Linked DNA regions of Homo sapiens: regions 1 and 3 are each linked to region 2. Evidence: chromatin contacts called from ENCODE Hi-C or POLR2A ChIA-PET data. All regions are on one chromosome and are shown on one strand. The core of a region is the stretch at or near the end of the contact, and the rest is flanking DNA. Distances in the headings are between cores, read along the strand shown.

The links. A loop is a pair of places that touch in the nucleus more often than their neighbours do. ChIA-PET counts read pairs that join two places held with the same protein, here RNA polymerase II (POLR2A). Pooled maps may share reads with other maps.
Region 1: a loop to region 2 is called in a pooled map, with 4 times the contacts of the local background. The contact joins the enhancer-like site here to the promoter of LINC01359 in region 2. A Hi-C loop is called at or near these places in 4 of 50 pooled maps. POLR2A ChIA-PET finds 5 or more read pairs at or near these places in 4 of 52 experiments (Caco-2, HEK293T, PC-9 and 1 more).
Region 3: a pooled map shows a loop between it and region 2 (4-fold over the local background). The contact joins the enhancer-like site here to the promoter of LINC01359 in region 2. A Hi-C loop is called at or near these places in 6 of 50 pooled maps. POLR2A ChIA-PET finds 5 or more read pairs at or near these places in 2 of 52 experiments (activated CD4-positive, alpha-beta memory T cell and activated naive CD4-positive, alpha-beta T cell).

Annotation. Positions count from the first base shown.
Region 1 is chr1:65,252,429-65,256,506 of GRCh38, forward strand. No RefSeq gene overlaps it. Among named protein-coding and RNA genes, the nearest start is that of DNAJC6-AS1, 55 kb to the right of the region's middle. RefSeq lists silencers at 1,662-2,161, 2,252-2,321. Within about 2 kb of position 1,948, at least 14 of the 41 ENCODE cell types and tissues checked have a DNase peak (open chromatin) inside an H3K27ac peak, as active enhancers do.
Region 2 is chr1:65,000,731-65,004,719 of GRCh38, forward strand. It overlaps LINC01359 (long intergenic non-protein coding RNA 1359), which reads right to left and starts at 1,746. Exons shown (of 7, transcript NR_119383.1): 1 at 1,599-1,746. It also overlaps a transcript of JAK1 not described here. RefSeq lists an enhancer at 1,762-1,841 and a silencer at 1,972-2,111.
Region 3 is chr1:64,825,896-64,829,511 of GRCh38, forward strand. All of the region lies in intron 11 of RAVER2 (ribonucleoprotein, PTB binding 2), which reads left to right. Among named protein-coding and RNA genes, the nearest start is that of RAVER2, 83 kb to the left of the region's middle. RefSeq lists an enhancer at 1,236-1,415. Within about 2 kb of position 1,281, at least 5 of the 41 ENCODE cell types and tissues checked have a DNase peak (open chromatin) inside an H3K27ac peak, as active enhancers do.

The DNA.
Region 1 (4,078 bases), core at 698-3,197, 250 kb after region 2:
TTATTAATGTCAGCAAGTTTTTTATTGATAAACATTTTTCTCTAATCTGCTACATATATATATATATATATACACATTTTTGTAAAATTAACTCAGTAATGTGCTTTAGAGCCTTAAAAAACAAAAACAAAAAACTACAAAACAGTGTCCAGTCTAGAGTCAGGTGGTATTGTATTTAGCTGCAATGTCTCTTCTGTCACCTTTTTTTTTTTTTTTTTTTGAGATGGAGTCTTGGTCTGTCTCCCAGGCTGGAGTGCAATGGCGCAATCTTGGCTCACTGTAACCTCCGCCTCCCAGGTCCAAGTGATTCTCCTGCCTCAGCCTCCCGAGTAGCTGGGATTACAGGTGCACGCCACCATGCCCAGCTAATTTTTGTATTTTTAGTAGAGACGGGGTTTCGCCATGTTGGGTCTGGAACTCCTGACCTCAGGTGATTCATCTGCCTCGGCCTTCCAAAGTGCTGGGATTACAGGTGTGAGCCACTGCATCCAGCCCAGTCACCTTGAATCTAGAATATCTCCATAGCTTTTCTTCTTATTTTATGACATTGATACTTTTGAAGAATACAGCACTTCCCTGCTCCTTTTAATAGTGGATTCCTCATTTTGGGTTTATCTGATGTTTCCCCATGATTAGCTTCATGCTGTGCATGTTTGGCCAGAATACTCCATAGATGATGTGTCTTTCTCAGCATATCACATCTGCAGGCATTCGATTTTCACCTGTCTCCACTGGTGATTTTTTTTTTTTTTTTTTTTTTTTTTTTTTTAGATAACGTGACTCTGTCAGCCAGGCTGGAGTGCAGTGGCACCTTCTCGGCTCACTGCGGCCTCTAACTCGCTGGGCACAGGTGATTCTCCCACCTCAGCCTCCTGAGTAGCTGGGACTGAAGGTGTGTGCCACCATGCCTGGCTAATTTGTGTCTGTGTGTGTGTGTGTGTGTGTGTGTGTGTGTGTATGCATTTTTGGTAGAGACGGGTTTTTGCTTTGTTGTGCAGGCTGCTCTTGAACTCCTGGGCTCAAGTGATCCGACTGCCTCAGCCGCCTGAAGTGCTGGGACTACAGGCGTGAGACACCGTGTCCGATCTCCACTGGTGATTTTAATTTTGGTCACCGATAGAAGCTCTTGTCTGATATTATTTGGGCCTACAAAAATGGCAATTTCATAATTTGACCTAACATAAAACCTTTTTACTGAGGTTTTAGATATCTAACCTGTACTCTCTGACGCTCGGTTTCCCTATCTGTTGAGTTTGGAGATTGTTTCTGCCCCACGAGTATTACTGGAGGGGTTAAATAAGATGATGTATGTAAAATCTGCCACATAAAAAGCATTCTATAAATATTAGCTATTATTATTGCAGCCAGGTCGTGTTCAAGGGCATTGGTTTTGATCTTCCTCTCAGTCTCTCCCAATTCCAAGCAAAATCTCAACAGAGACCAGTGATGGCATGGGGATGGGGTGAGGGAGCCTCACTTCTGCCATCTCAGTTTCCTCATCTGGAAAATGGGAAACGCCTCCCACACCACGGGGTTGCAATGAGGTTTCATGAAATGTGTGTAAAAGTAACTGGACATAGAACAAGTTCTTAAAAAATCATGTGGGTGACTAGTAATCTCTTGTATTAGGAAAACAGGAATATCTGTCAGAACTAAAACCACGTTCTAACGTGATGTTTCATTTTGAGGCGGTAGCACGGTGTGAGTAAACATCGTCAGAGTCTAGGGCTCTGGAATTTCTTTAGCGCTGTGTGATTGTGGGCAGATGCCTTACCCTCTCGGAGTGTGGAGTGTATGGTTTGTAACAGGGAGATAAAACGGGTGAGAGCCCCCTAGGACTCCTGTGTTAATAAAGGGTGCTAACGGTGCCCCCCGAGTGAGCGGCGCGGGCCCGCGCGCACCCGCACGCCTCGGGCGCCAGGCGCCGCCGTGTGGGCGGAGCCGGGCAGCCTCCCCTGTCGGCGCCAGCCACGGCTCCCGGCCCCAAGCTCCGCCCCCGGCGCGCATCTCCCAGCAGCGGCCCGGCACCTGGCAGACGCGCGGCGGCGGCGGCGAGCGGTGGCGCTCGGCTCGGGCGACCGCGGCGGGGGAGGGCGCGGCGCACCGATGGGCGCCACTGAGAAGGGAGGCCAGAAGAGCCGGAAGCTGTTTTCCTTGCGGCGGCCGTGGAAGGCGACCCGGCGGCTGTGGAGGCCACGCTCAGCTCGCCAGGCGGCGCAGGGTGAGTGTGGGCGCGGCCGGTCGGGACCTGTTACCCTGAGGCAGGGGCGCAGCGGCGGCGGGGCCGTCCCCGGCGGTCTCTCGGGTCGCGTTCCCGGCCCTGGGAGCCTGGATGCCTAGGCGACGCCCGAACCCGACCCTCGGTCGCGGGTACCGGGACCGCTGGGGAAGCGCAGGGGCTGATGTCGGCACAGTCTCCTTTCCTCTAGCCCCTGCTCGTTGCTTTGGCTCTGGACACAGGGAAGCCACGGTGGCGCGGCGACACAGCCTCACTGAGGTTAGCTTGTCCCCGGCCCCCAGCACCTGGCCTGGCGCCTGCAATGCAGTGCCTACTGGGGGAATGAATCAGAACCCGAGGCTCCCTTCAAGGTCCTCCCGCCCTGTACCCACCTCCTCTCTACCTGCCTGCGGTGATTTCGAAGCTCTCGCCACGATAAACTATTTCCAAGCACACTCAGTCCTGTCCTCGCCAGGGCCTCAACTCACAGCCAATCACTGACTCACTCCATTCATTCATTCCACAATTTTTATCGAGCCCCTCCATCTGCCTTGGCCGGAGAACACGATGGGCAAAGCCCGGATCTTGGAACTACTTCTAGAGAGGAAGACAGACATTACACACGCAAAACAGAGAAAGCCCGGTACACATTGCTATGTGCGCTTAGAGGGAATCAGTCTGCTGACAGAGGAAAAAAGGCAGGTCCCCGAGCTTCCATGGCAGGCGGACTGGGAAGGCCTCTCCGAGGCATTGCAAGTCAGCGGAGACCCGAGGACTGACTAGGAGTTACTCTAGCGTGAAGCCGAGTAATAGAGAATAGCAAGTGGAAAGGTTCCCAGAGTGCCTGAATTGAGCAAGGGGAAAGAGAGGGATGCAGGGCCTGGATCGAGGTCTGGGCAGAACATGAAGAGGAGTTCGGATTTTATTCTACGTGAGCTGGGAAAACACTGAAGTGTGCTAAGCAGGGAAGTGACCTGATCTGGGGGCTCCCGGCTTTTCTCTGTCTGCAGTGTCCATGCTCGCATCTCAGCCTGCCGGATTCCTACCCTCCTGCCAAGACTAGCACAAATGCAGTCTCCTCGCTGAAATCTCTGTGGTTCCTGCCACCTGTAACCCCTCCTTTAGCATTTCGTCACCTGTAGAGCGTTTGTCACTGTTCATCTGGTATTAAAGATTCCACATTCTCATCCATTTCATCTTTGCATCCCCCACGAGGCTAAGTGCAGGGCTTGGTACTGTGTAGATACTGCTTATGAATGTGTCTTGTCTTGTCCTTTTTGTCTGTTTCCATCATCTGAGGATCCTTCCTCTGGGGGGTTGACATGCCTTATTTCTAAAATGGCCGACCGGATGCAGGGCAGAGCCAGATTGCACCAGGACCCTGCCATCGATATAGTCCCCCTCACCCACCCCCGGTGTTTTGAGGATTAAATAAATTAATGAATTAAACGAGTTAGTAGTTATAAAGTGTTAGCACCTATTAAGCATTATAAAAATAAATTTGAAAATGACCAGCAATAATTATCTTTCAAATATTTATTTATTGCATTGGAAACAAGCTTTTCTATTGGTGGTTGTTAGGGAGACTCTGCAGCTTGTCATTGTCATCTTGCCGGCTTTTAAGTATGTGTTCCTACTTTTTAAAAGTCAGTGCACCAACAAAATTCTTTCCATACTGTCATCAAGAACTATTGCTGAGGCCGGGCGCAGTGGCTCACCCCTGTAATCCCAGCACTTTGGGAGGCCAGGCGGACGGATCACTTAAGGTCAGGAGTTCGAGCCCAGCCTGGCCAAGGTGGTGAAACCCCGTCTCTACTAAAAATACAAAAATTAGCTGGGCGTGGTGGCATACACCTGTAG
Region 2 (3,989 bases), core at 496-2,995:
ATCAGATTGTTAACAGTGGTTTTCTGGGTGGTGGGATTTCCATTTATTTTCTGATTCTGGAAAAAATCTGATTTTTCTGCAATGAATAATAATTATTTTTGTGATTTTTAAAAAGGAGGGTTTTTTTTTTGGTGGGGGGGCGGTTGGATTTTTGTTTTGTTTTGTTTTTGAGATGGGGTCTCACTCTGTGGCCCAGGCTGGAGTGCGGTGGCGCCATGGAAGTTTTTGTTTCTAAAGGGTCCTTTCCTTTGGAGCTCCAACTCTACTAAGAGGCCATTCATATTCCCAACATTCCAGGGTGCCCAAAGGAAAGACCTGGCCAGTTATTTCAGCATCAATTCACAAAATGGGGCGTTGGAAGGGGAAAAACAGCTGCTCTAGTTGGGCAGTGATTATTAAACCCCTCCCAAAAATGGAGTGGACAATTTCCAAGATCTCATCATGTTAGAAAACTTTCATTCGCCGATTTCACTTTTCAAGTGAATCCTAAAGCCTGTTTCCTTAATCTTCATAATTTTGGACATTCCACAGCCCGACCCACGCGTTTATCTTTCACTGGGCTGCAGTGATTCCCCTTGTTACCAAAAGGGGCCCAGCCTCCGCCAGCAGAGGCCTCCTGCGGAGCTGGGGGCGGGACCTCTGGGCTGGGTCCCCCTCTCCCTGTGCGCTGGCTGGCGGCGAGTGCAGTGACTGATTTCCTCTGCTCGCCTTCCCGGAGGTCCCCACCCACGCCACTGCCAACGCTCGGAGGAAGTCACGTTCAGGCCCCAGAGCTGGTCTGAATCTTCCAGGAGGAAAAGAGGGGGTGCATGTGTGCGTGTGTGTGTGGTAGTGTGTGTGTTGTATGTCTAAGAGGTAGCAAGTGTGTTTGTGTGCGTGATATGTGTGTTTGAGAGGCAGCAAATGTGTGTGTTGTATGTGTGTTTGAGAGGTAGAAAGTGTGTGTGTGGGGGGGGGGGTATGTGTGCCTGAAAGGCAGCAAGTGTGTGTGCGTGTGGTATGTGTGTTTGAGGGGCAGCAAGTGTTTGAGTGTGAGTGTGTGGTATGTGTGTTTGAGGGGTAGCAGGAACCCTAGCTTGGTGTCTGTCAGTAACTAGATGGTGATGCAGGTAAGTGATTTTCCCGTTGAGTGGATTAAATTCCTAGTCTGTCAGAGAGGGTGTTGACCTAGAATGACTGCGCAGGTCTCCTGTCCAGTGTTAAGGAGCGTGAGTGCCCTGATGTCCCCAGGAGTGCTGCAAAAAGAGCAAAATGGCATATATCAGGCGTCCCCGAGATGCTGGCATCTATGTTAAAACTATCTTATTTCATCTTCCAACTACTCCTTACAATAGGTGCCCTGATCCCAATACAAGATTGAAAACTGAGGCTCAGAGTCTGCGGTATGCTGTCCAATATGTATGTATACACAAACACACACACGTATATACGTATGTTTGTGTGTATATACGTATGTGTATATATGCACATATATGGGTGTGTATGTATATATTTTACAGCCCATTTGGGCAAATGAGTGAGCCCCAGCCAGAAGCAAGCGCCCCCGCTGCCCCTGGGCAGTGGGCTCGGTACCGCCACGCACCCGTCCTATGTGTTACCTGGTCGCTGCTCACTGGAGTGAAAGCCATTTAGTGGCTGATCCAAGGGAAGTATGAGCTAGTGGCATGTCGAGACAAACCTGGATTTGATTCGCAGCTCTGCCTTCTGTTTGACTACAAGCAAGTAACAAGCTTTTGGAGCCTGTTTCCTCACTTCTAAGTGACGCTAATTATAGTATGTACATCACAAGGATAGTGACATAAGTGATGACTGTGACCAAACTTGGATCACCAAGCCTGCACCCAGGGAGCGCTCAGTAACGCAGCGCTGAGGAGTAGGCCACCCCGGAGGGCTCCAGGTTTCAGCGCAGGCTTCCGCGGAGCCAGCTGGATGCGTCACCATCCGAAAGTGCGAGCCTGGCCGGCGGCGGCGGAGGCGGGGGCACCGCGCAGTTGGAAGCCCGGGCGCTCTTACCGAAAGCGCGAGCCCGGACTTCCCCGCCACGATCGATGTGGCCAGTCTGCGCCTGCCGCAGTTCCCGCTCGCACCCCGGCCCCTCGCAGAGTCCCAGGAAAGCGCTGTGGCGGGCGGGCAGTCTCTGCCCCCGGGAGGGGACGCACGCACGCGCTGCTCCTTCCAGGTCCCGGCGGGGAAGCGATGCTTTCTTGGCCCGGGCTTGGGGCCAGCGGGAACCGGGCTGTCCGGCCGCGCCGTCGCGCCTCGCACGGCGTGAGACAACCTAGCTTTTTTTTTTTTTTTTTTTTTAAGAAAAGCATTGGCACCGCAGCAGCCTCCCCCGCTTCTTCCCTACTAGGACGCCCGCCTGACTCGCCCCATTGCACAATTCTTACCGTGGAACAGCCGCGTGACTCGGCGGGAGCCCAAAAGTTTCCCAGGTTTCCTCAGCCTAGAAAAGCGTGGGTGGGTGTCCCGGCCTGGCTCCAGGCGCCCTTTAAGTTGTATTTCTTCGGGTAACTGGGTTGCCCTTTAAAATGTGGAGATTGTCCTTTAGAAAGAAAGAAAATCTCACGAGCTCGCTGGCCCGCCAGGTCTAGGTTGGCGCCGGGTGACTGCAATGAAACGCGTTTCTTTTCCCATGTACATTTTCAGACGGTAAAAGTGTTTCGATTTGTTTGGGGGAGAAGTCAGGCGCTGGTTTTAAAGGAGGAAGGGGAATGATGCTTAAAAGCAGAGACACGATTTGGAGCTCTCCAAGAATCATAGTGTTTATTAACAATGATTGTGCTTAGTAGACACTGAGAAAATATCGAACGAATGAGTATTTGGAGGAGGGATTTAAATGGGTGTCTATAGGCCAACGCTTTCATTCTGCTGATGAGAAAACCTAGAGGTTAAGTGATTTGCCCAAAGTCACCTAGCTAATTAATGTGGAAGGCAGGAATGGAATCTGTCTCGTTTTGACTCCAAATTCTTGTTATGAGATGGGTGCGTTTTCCCCTCTTTATGAAAAAAAAAAATGCCTTCTGTAGTAATCTCTGTAAAGCCTTACTCCACTCCCTCTGTCTACGCATCTAAAGCAAACATACAAAACAAAAAAGAAAACAGCAATCCCCAAATGCAATCCATGCACTCAAATAGGCTAAATTTGGCAATGCCAAAACAATATATTAACAAGGCATTTTAGTTCTTATTCCTATAAATAACACTTTTTTGTTTTGTTTTGTTTTTTGAGACGTATTCTCGCTCTGTCGCCCAGGCTGGAGTGCAGCGGCGCGATCTCAGCTCATGGCAACCTCTGCCTCCTGGGATCAACTGACTCTCCTGCCTCAGCCTCCCGAGTAGCTGGGATTACAAGTGTGCACCACCATGCCTGGCTAATTTTTGTATTTTAGTAGAGACGGGGTTTCACCATGTTGGCCAGGCTGGTTTCAAATTCCTGACCTCAGGTGATCCACCCGCCTCAGCCTCCCAAAGTGCTGGGATTACAGGAATAAGCCAACCTGCCTAGCCAATAGTACTTTCTTATTCACACAAAATATGTGAAGAAAAGGAGGAAGAGGAGGAGGAGGAAAAACAGAATAAGCAAAACAGTGCTTCTCCAAGATGATATGGAAAATACCAAGCTCCCACTAACCTTACTTTTGTAAGTAAGGTGTTTGGTGCTCTGCATAGAAACTGCTGGACTCGTGAGTGACCATCAGGGTTGATCTAAGATTGTCAGTTATTTCACTCAGGCTTTGACTGGATTTGTTGCTCATCTTTCAGAATAGACAGATGCAATCTGTGCAAACACAAGGGACTTCAATGACAATCTTGCAAATAGCTAGACAGCTTTTGTCTTTGACGTTTCTAGGCTGACCAACTATACCAAATGTCTGATTTAGGAACCAAAATTGCAAAACAAGTAGATGTGAAGATCAAAGGAATCAAGACTATAAGTAGGGATTATGACTAAAAATTCTTTTACGTGTTGTCTGTGGTGTTTCCAC
Region 3 (3,616 bases), core at 31-2,530, 180 kb before region 2:
AGATGTGTGCAAAAGATTGGATTGGTGAGCAACATTTAAAAGAGCCAACTAATTTGAAATTCTAACGAGAGGGCAGGTGCCCAAAGCGAGAAGCACATTAACCTTTGCTTTGGTAGGCTCTAGTAGATTACGGTGTTCAGTTTTTCCATGTCAGAGTGTCAGAGACCATGGCCCATGACTATTTGCTGAAGGAGCTGGGAATGGATGCTTAGAAAATATTTTTTGAAAGGTATTCATTTACTCATTCAACCAGTATATACTGAATGTCTACTATATGACAGGACTGTTCTAGGCACTAGGGATATGGCAATGAACAAAACATCAAAATCCTTATAAGAATGGAACTTACATTTAGGGGAAAAAATTAGTAAAAGGAATAGTGATCGCTGCAGAGAAAATAAGATGGAGGCTAAAGAGTGTCTGGGAAGTCTTGGAGTTTAAATACGTGGTCAAGGAAGGGTTCATAGTAAAACTGATTCTTGGGCAAAGACCAGAACTTTAGGGAGTATGCCACATGAATATCTATGTAAAGTACATTCCAGGGACAGGGAACAGCAAGTGCAAAGGTACTGAGGCAGAAACATGCTTGGTCTGTTAAAGGAACAGCAAGCAACCTTTAGGGCAGAAGAAGAGGGAGCAAAGTGGAGAATAGGAGATGATGTCACAGTGGGGTCGGGGAGGCAGAGGGCACAGACAATTTAGGACCTTTTAGGCCCTTGTAAGGACTTTGGCTTTTACTCTAAGATAGAAAGCCACTGGGATGCTTTGAGTAGAGGGATAATTGACTGTATTTATAGTTTAACATGCCTAGCTGCTGTGTTAAATAATGAATGTAGAACATAGCAGGGTCAGTTAGGGAGCTGCTGTGGTACAATCCAAGTAAAAATGCTGACTTGGACAAGCCTGGAAGCAACAGAGGCAGTGACATGTGGCTGGACTGGAGACATTTTTGGAAGCTGGAGTCAGTGGGGTATACGAGGGTAAGAGAGGAGCCAAGTCCCCAAGAGTTTTGGCCTAGAAAAATGAATTTGTTATTGATTGAGATGGGTAAGACTGTGTGGGTGGAGCAAGTTTTATGGGTACGTTTTAGACATAAGATCCCTAAGTGAAGATGTTCCTTTATTGGTGTTCATTATACAAGTCTGGAGGTGAGGGGAGAGTTATGGGCCTCTAGAGGTACATATTTGAGAACCATCGCATTCCTGTAAATCGCTATAATTGTGAATTGCATGAAATTGGATGAGATCACCAAGGAAGTGAGGGTAAGTAAAGACACCAGGGGTTAGTCACTGTGCGTCTTAAGATTTCTCTTTCGATTTTGTTTTCTTGGTGAAATAGAAAGCAAAGCATCAGCTGAGAGTGAAGATGAGGGTGTACTGTTGGAGCTTCGAGAAAAGAGAAGGCTTGCAATAGTCACTTAGGGGAGTGGAGATCAGTGGGCAGGGTAGGGTGGGGATATAGTAGGATTGCCCAGGGGCATGAGGGTGAGGGGCCTCCGTTGAAGTTATGCCCATTCTGATAAGGAAGTATTAGACTTGGATTGTAGTTCCAAAGTACAGAATGGAACCACTGGGTGCAAACTATTCATAGAGTGGTTTCAGCCAACCCTAAAAAAGACCCTGCTAAAGATGAAGTCCTCTAAAATGACTATTGTGTTTGATTTCCACCTGAATATTAGACATGTAAAACTAGAATATTATAGCTTCTCTAAAGGTCTTCCTTTTGTTTGGTATTCAAAGCATAAATGCTCATCAAAATTGTTTTCAGATTTTCTAAATATACCACTTTGTTCTGTCTCATCTGTAAGTTTCATGCTACATTTTAAATCAAGTCTTAAATCACATATAATCTGTGTGTTTGCTCACATGCAAGTATCTAATAGGGACAAGTTCAATAGCCTCCTGGTGAGACTTAATAATGCCTGTCTCCTTCATTGCCATACTTTTTACAGAGCTGCTTATTAATCTTGCCATATTCCAAGATCAAGGGTATGGTCCTGTTTACAGTCCTTAGCCTGGCGTTCCAGCCCTCCATGACTGAGGCCAGCTTCATTTTTCAACCTCATTTGCCACTGCCCTCTTCTGCCTGCCAGCTGCTACCATCACAGGCCTGGCTTTTTTGCCATCTGCCTTTGCACAGGCCCTGCCTTTCTCCTGGAAGGGTCACCACCTATCTCCTCATGTCCATATCTGACCTCATCTCCAAATCCTAACTCAGATGCTATCTTATCCATGAAACCAGTGCCTGTACCTTTCAAACCCACCCCCCCCACCCCCCGCCCATTTTCCTTGTCTGGAAAAAGCTTTAGCACTTCACTTCTATTTCTCTTTTGTCAAAGTGACAGTCCCCTTTTAGAATTATGTTTTGCATTCCTCTTCCTTCCCCTCCTAGGATATGAGCTGTGGGAGGGCATAGTCCAAGTTTCATTCATCCAGGTAAACCTCATAGCACACAAGCCCAGTGCCCGCAATAGACCACTTATGAAGGAATGGATGTCTAGATCCTACAAATACAAAATAGAAGGAAAAATATTTGCTAACTTTATATTCTTTCCCTCTTTTGTGTTTTGTTGTGGTTGTGGTTGTGGTTCTTATGTAGGAATTTATTTCTCCCAGAGCACTGAGCTTTCTTTCAAAATTTTAAATCATCATTCCCCATTCACCAGTCCTTACACTAGAAGTTAGATATCTTTGATAGGGCGTATCAGAAGAATTACCTTTCTCCCAGTATCACATGGGCTACAGTGAAACCCGTTTTCTTTTTTTTTTTTAAGGTTTAAATTTTTAATTGTGATAAAAACATAAAATTACTATTAAATATTTAAGTGTATAGTTTAGTAATGTTCAGTATATTTACATTATTTTGCAACAGATCTCTAGATTTTCATTTTACAAAAGTAAAATCTGATAATTAATAAACTGCACTTTTCCCCCTCTTCTCCTCAGCTCCTGAAGAGAACATCATTTGACTTTCTGTTTTTATAACTGGGACTAACTTTTATATCTCACATTGGTGTAATCATACCATGTCTGTCTCTTTTTGAATGTCTTATTTTACTCAACGTAATGTTTGCAGGCTTTGTCTTTATTGTAAGATGAGTGACACCCACTTTCATTTCCTGTTCTAATATTTTCCTGTGCTGCTCAGTGAAGTTTTTTGCTGATTTCATAGGTCTCAGTTGGTTCTCACTGTGAATGGTGTTAGCACCATTGGGAAGCCCTTTGAATAAAAGAATGTAATAAATTTCCTATCTGGCTTCTGACAGTGAAGATGGTATAGAAAGACAGAAACCCAGGCTGTTGCTTTGCTGCATGCCAAGACATGAAAGAATAGATAACTACATGGCAAGAAGAATTGGGGAAGGTGGGTGAGAAGAGCAGGAGCATCCCAGATCCCAGAGTGAGCAGTCTGCTTCCCTCCCCCAGTCTTTGGAAAATCTCACTTGTAGAATGGACTGATGACTTCTAAGAGGAGGAAAGCTGCTAAAAAGAGTTCTTTATACCTGAAGTAAGGTCTGATGGTGTTAGTGGCTGGGGTCCAACATTCAGAAAGATCACCTACCAGCGAAGGGGCCCTAATGAAGAAGGCAGCTGGAGAGAATAACCAAGAGGCTGGA